2 separate regions of the Homo sapiens genome follow, and region 2 is linked to region 1. The links are chromatin contacts, found by Hi-C in ENCODE. All regions are on one chromosome and are shown on one strand. Each heading gives the region's core, a stretch centred on a gene start or an enhancer-like site at or near the end of the contact. The rest is flanking DNA. Distances are from core to core; before and after follow the strand shown. Region 1 holds the start of MMD (monocyte to macrophage differentiation associated). Region 2 holds the start of MIR142HG (MIR142 host genes).

Region 1 (3,110 bases), core at 73-2,572:
GTAGGTCGAATGAGCACTCCTAGCAGGCTGGCCTCATGCCACTTCAGAGTCTCTAGCCTGCAGGCTGGGGGCTGGGTATGGACACGATACCTGGAAGGGAACACATATAACTTCCATCAGTGATCCTGGAAAGGCTCGACAAATCACCCATTCATTCATTCTGTGTGTATGTGTGTGTGTGTGAGAGAGAGAGAGAGAGACAGAGTCTCACTCTGTCACCCAGGCTGGAATGCAGTGGTGCAATCTCGGCTCACTGCAACCTCTATCTCCCAAGTTCAAGTGATTCTCCCATCTCAGCCCCCCGAGTAGCTGGGATTACAGGAGCCCGCCACCACTCCCGGCTAATTTTTGTATTTTTAGTAGAGACAAGGTTTCACCAAGTTGGCCAGGCTGGTCTCGAACTCCTGACCTCAGGTGATCCGCCCACCTTGGCTTCCCAAAGTGCTGGGATTACAGGCATGAACCACAGCACCTGGCCCATTCATTCATTTTTATTTGAACTTCTCTTCCAGGAAGCCCTCTGAGTTTAGGTTTAGCGACAGGACCCTGATTCAAGTCAACTCGTTTATTTGAAAGCTGCCTGGATAAAAATAAAATAAAATAAAAAATAAACTGGAGGATAACATAAAAGGATCCTTGCAGAGGATTCCTCCTTTTGTGGATCTCACTGAATCTCAGAGTTAGAAGACGCTCAGAGATCTCAACTCCCTCAAGGGTCAGACAAGGACAGGTTTTTCATTCTGCCCTGGATCCTCTCACAATAGCCTCGCGGGAGCTGGCCCTCAAAATGATGAAGGAATAAATGAAAGGAGGGATGGAGAAATTAATGATGAAGAAAAAATGAATGAGGTAGGGCTGCTTGTTTGCTGCTATTTTCTTCACAATGCTTTTAAGATTTCCTGGTCCATCTCCTCCTTCACCACTTCTCTCCCTCCCTCGATCTCTTCTCCAACTTGTCTCTTACAGAAGGGCGCCGCGTTCCCGCGCTCCTCCCCTTCCCCTCGCCCCGCCCCTCCCCAGCGAGGCCCCGCCTCGCTGCCCGAGCCCGGCGGGAATGAATGGCAGCGTAGCCGCCGCGCCGCTCGGGGTGCCGATTGGCTGACCGGCGCGCTGACGCGCCGGCGACCGCGGGTGCACGCAGGCGAACAGAGCCGGCGGGGGCGGAGCCGGGCTCCGGGGCGGGGCGCAGGAGCCCCGGGGCGGAGGAGCCGGGGAGGCGGGAGGCGGGAGGCGGGAGGTGTTGGGGCCGTTGAAGCGGCCTCCCTCCCGCCCCCAGCCGCCCGGTCTGGCCCCAGCCCTGTCCCGACCCCCGGCCTGGCCCACTCCGACCCTACCCGGCCGAAGGGTTCCGCTGGACACGCAGGCGGCCTCCGGAGCAGCCCAAGCCCATGAGGGCCGCGCGCCCGGCCGCCGGTGCTGACGAGACGGAGCTCCTGGCCCCCGAGGAGGAGCAGAGGATCAATGCGGTTCAAGAATCGATTCCAGCGGTGAGAGGGATGGCGTCCCGGTCCCGCTGCCCGTGTCAGAAGCGGGTTCCCAAATCCCGCCGTTAAGCGCACGGCTCCCGGCTCCTCACCTGGATTCATCCTGGGTGGATCCCGCACCTTGGCCAGGGATCAGTTCCCTGGGGATTCCCCACCCTGCTGTCCCTGGGCGATCCCCTTCCTCCAAGGATGGGAGCTCCTGCCTCACCCGGGTCTCCCCTCGCGATCTGCGGACCTCAGATGGATTCCCGGCCCCGGGACTCCAAGCCTGTCCTCCTTCCCGGGGATCCCTTTGCTCCTGGGGCTCACCCTCCCGACCCCCATACAGGCTGGGCTCTGGCTCTCTCTGGGAACCCGAACCCCAGCCCCGGGCACCGCCCCCGAGTCCTCCGACCTGGCTTTGGCCTCCATCCCTTTACCTCCAGGGTGGGGGTCTCCCGGGGCGCGCGGAACGGGGTGGCGCCCTGCGGAGAGATTTGTCGTAAAGCGGGGTGCTAGGCATTTTGGGTGCTTTGTGAACGGCCCTAGCAACAGGGAAACTGAGGCACGCTCCGCCAGCTTAGCCCTGCCTGGCCGTGTAGGGGCCTTGCTGGTTCTCCAGCTGAACGTCCCAGGGCGGTGCTATTTTTGGGCTCTGCGAAGGGGCATGTTAGCTTTCGGGTGGCGAGACCTGCTGTGGAGGCGCCGGTGTTAGGAAACGAGGAGGAGGAACCGTGGAGGCGCCACCGGAAGGCTGGCCGACTGCTCATTCACTGTAGAGCTGGTGGAAATGCCGGGCTGGGGGGCGCCGTGGCCTTACTCCCCTCTGGGGCTCCACCGTCTAACAATGGATGGAGGTTAGCCCATGACTCTGAGAGGAACTCCGGGCTTTTCTTTTCTGTTTAAGTGGGTGAAAGTTCACCTCTCCAGGGCATATGGTAACTGCATCCCTTTGTGTGAATTCCCGGACCTTCACCACCAGCATGTTTGCTGGGGGTGCAGTGACAGGGGAAATTTTAAGAAATGCATGAAATCTTCCAAGAAGGTTGTTGAGTTTTTAGACACTACCTTTTATTTCAGAATTTTAAAGTACACATTTTTTTTTTCTTTCCAATCTCCATGCCCTCACTGCCCTCTCACCCATCTCATTCCTCCCCCAGTCCCAAAGGGTAAAGGAGGCAACAAATGCACAGAAGAGTTGCCATGGTCTGGGCCACCAGGAAGGGGATCAGCTTGAAGACTTGGATTGACTTCTGAATATATTGCTTATCAGTCAGGGTGTTGAATGCTTGGCACTGTTCCCCCAGTGGAACTTCATACCGGTGTGTCTAAGGGCAAAATGGAACCGTAGTGTTCTGACTTTAGAACCTGATGTCAGAAATGAAGACCGGAGGGGCTTTTAGAGAGAATGTAACATGCACTCCAGTCATGATCAGTGAAGCCCTGTGCATGCGGTTTGATTTGGTTTTACTTCTCTACACGTCTGTGCTCTTCCTGTTTTCAGAGAACAGTGGCAATATTCTGTGAAATTGCCCCTTCCTTGTTTGATTAAGAGTTTGTCATTCTTACCTATACCTTTGGATCCTCTAAAAAGAAAAAAAACAAACAAACCCTGTTCAATTATTTGTTGCACAAACGTTAAAACTG
Region 2 (2,739 bases), core at 95-2,594, 2.9 Mb before region 1:
GTATCGCCCCATTTCTGGCCAGCTGGCCCTGCAAGGCAACCCTCCTCACCACTTTCTCTTTAGACTCAAGGGGGTGAAAGGCCCCATTCCCCCTTTCTCTGTCCCATTTTAGGGACCTGGGAATGGGGCAACTTTCCAGGTTGAAGGACCCCCTTCCTGGAGGGAAGGATGTGGGGCCATCTCCCTCCCCACTGCCCCCATGCCAGTCCTCTTCTAGGCCCTGAATCTGACAGCTCCCTAAGGTCTGTGTGGGCCTAAACGGAGGACCCAGAGAAGAGGTCCATGGCCTTCTGGGAAGGAGTCACTGGGTGGTTTTCTCTCTACCGCTCCTACCTCCCCAAACCCATTCCTCTTGCTTCCAGAGCCAAGCCCATGGAGAGGCTTGGAGAACGCTGGGGGAAGATGGTATGGGCTGGGCTCAGCCGACGCTGTCCCCTGCCCACCCCCACACCCTACTCCCCTCCCCCAGCCAGGGGCCCTGGGCTGGGCAGCTTCCTGCCTTCCCCATGGGGAAATCGGGGGTGGCATGCAGGTGGGTGGGCCCCATGCCCACATCCGGTGGCCGCCAGAACCTTCCCTCGAGCCTCTTTCCCGCCACTCCTCCAAGCCCCCTTCTCTCCGCATAGCACCTGTGCCCCACCTTAGGACCTGATCCTCACCCAGCTCTGCCCTGCCCTCTTGTCCCCACAGGTCCCAAAGAGAGCGTGAACACCTAGCCTAGTGCCATCAGTCCACCGGGCCTGAGAGTGTCCCCCGCACTGTGCCCTGCAGGCTGAGGCTGCAGGAGGGGTGGCTTTGTGGGGTGCTGAGGACAACAGTCTCCATGGACGCCCTTCATGCATCAGCACCTCCATGGCCCTCGGGAGCACACGCAGAGGAGCCAGGGCCTGGCCTGAGTGTTGGGAAGGGAAGGGAGTTTTCTGGGCTGAGGTCAGCAGCGGTGGGGCTCAGAGAGAAGGTCCTTTTCTTGTGCTGGAATTCTGGACTCCCCGTTTTGGGCACTCACCGAGGGCCCTGTCGAGGAGCCCTGGTCTTCTGGGGTCACCCTCAATGCCCTGAGTCAGTCCCAGGCTCTTGAGCCATCCCTTGGAGCTGGTGCCACGGGGGGAAGGGCAGCTGGGGCCGGAAGCCACCTGCCCAGGGCATGAGAGAGGGTCCCCAGCCCTCCCGCGGGCCCACCCCCTTCTGTTTCCTGTCAGTCTGTCCTCCCCAGGGAGGGAGGGAGGGAGGGCGCTCATCCCCTGCGGGCGGGGGCGGGGCGCGCTCTGAGACCGTTGGGCGCCCTGAGATCTGGCCCACGTGGCCTCGGGGTTATAAGCCCTGCCCTCCCTGAAGGGAACCCCACTTCGGAGCCTGGAGCACAGGGCGAGCTCTCCTCCGCCCTGCAGCCTCAGGTAAGGATCCGGACCTTCACTGCTGCCCCAACTGGGGCTCCTCAGCTCGGGGCCTCTAGGGGCTTGGGCTGCTGGTCTGGGTGGAGGCGCGTTGGGGGTGTCGAGGAGCTTGGGTGCAAGCCCCATGCGGGAAGCTCAGGGCAAAGCGCCTTGAAACCCTCTCTAGTGAAGGAAGGTAAAATGGCTCCGGGACCCCAGGCGGGGAAAGAGGTGTCCAAGGAGGAGGGCTGGAGAGTAAGGCGGGGATGGCAGAGGGTACGCAGAGGCTGAGAAGTGGGACCAGTGTCTCAAGGGGCGCCAGCCTCTTCCTCCGCCCAACATGGCCACCATTTTTGTTGGGATAGCCTTGGGCTCCTGCCAGGGGAACAGCAGGGCAGTGAGGGAGTCAGGACTTTGGGCTGGTGGGGAGGCCGAGAATCAAGGCTCTGGGGAGTCAGGACTTTGGGGCTGGTGGAGTGGCTGGGGACTGAGGCCCTGGGGGGTCAGGACCTTGGGCTGCTATGGAGGCTGGGACTGAGGCTCTGGGGGAGTCAGGACCTTGAGCTGGTGGGGAGGCTGGGAATTGAGGCCCTGGTGTGTTCAAGACCTTGGGCTGGTGGGGAGGCCAGGGCCTGAGGCCCTGGGGGGTCAGGACCCTGGGCTGTTGGGGAGGCTGGGGACTTAGGCCCTGGGGGGTCAGGATCTTGGGCTGGTGGGGAGGCTGAAGGGTGGGGACTGAGGCTCTGGGCAGTCAGGACCTCACGGTTGGGGTGGACTGGAGACCAAGACCTTGGCAGGGGAGCTGTGGCTGCCTCATTTGGACGCTGGAGGGTGGCTAGCGTGGCTGGAAGCGGCCAGCCAGGGGTTCACAGAACTGAAGGTGAGGCCTCCAGAGGCCCTAGTCTCTACCTGAGTGTCTCTGAAACTGGGGGGATGGGGTGGAGCCTTTAGGGGGAAGGGAAGAGGGAACTGAAGAGGAAGTGGGGGAGGGAGGTAGAGGAGGCAAGTCTGGCGCCATGCTGAGTCACCGCCCACAAGGCCCAGGGCGGGCCCTCGGGGGGCCCTGGCAGGGTTGGGGGGATCTTAGGAAGCCACAAGGAGGGCTGGGGGGCTCTTGGAGCAGGAGTCAGGAGGCCTGGGCAGCCTGAAGAGTACACGCCGACGGACAGACAGACAGTGCAGTCACCCATAAAGTAGAAAGCACTACTAACAGCACTGGAGGGTGTAGTGTTTCCTACTTTATGGATGAGTGTACTGTGGGCTTCGGAGATCACGCCACTGCTGCCGCCCGCTGCCCGCCACCATCTTCCTCGGCGCTCGGGGACCTCGTGTGACAGGTGAGCACCTTACGGCCCCTCCCTACCCT

What was found. Hi-C counts contacts between places; a loop is a spot of excess contacts on that map. Pooled maps may share reads with other maps.
Region 2: a map with no recorded cell type shows a loop between it and region 1 (9-fold over the local background). The contact joins the promoter of MIR142HG here to the promoter of MMD in region 1. A Hi-C loop is called at or near these places in 3 of 37 single-sample maps with no recorded cell type and 6 of 50 pooled maps.

What each region holds. Positions count from the first base shown.
Region 1 is chr17:55,420,047-55,423,156 of GRCh38, reverse strand. MMD (monocyte to macrophage differentiation associated) reads left to right here and starts at 1,322. Exons shown (of 7, transcript NM_012329.3): 1 at 1,322-1,487. The coding sequence starts at 1,462. RefSeq lists a silencer at 922-1,381.
Region 2 is chr17:58,331,125-58,333,863 of GRCh38, reverse strand. MIR142HG (MIR142 host genes) reads left to right here and starts at 1,344. Exons shown (of 1, transcript NR_186557.1): 1 at 1,344-2,739. All of the region lies in intron 2 of TSPOAP1-AS1 (TSPOAP1, SUPT4H1 and RNF43 antisense RNA 1), which reads right to left. It overlaps MIR142 (microRNA 142), which reads left to right and starts at 2,546; the gene lies at 2,546-2,632. RefSeq lists enhancers at 197-286, 877-946, 1,447-1,516, 2,317-2,456 and a silencer at 1,027-1,336.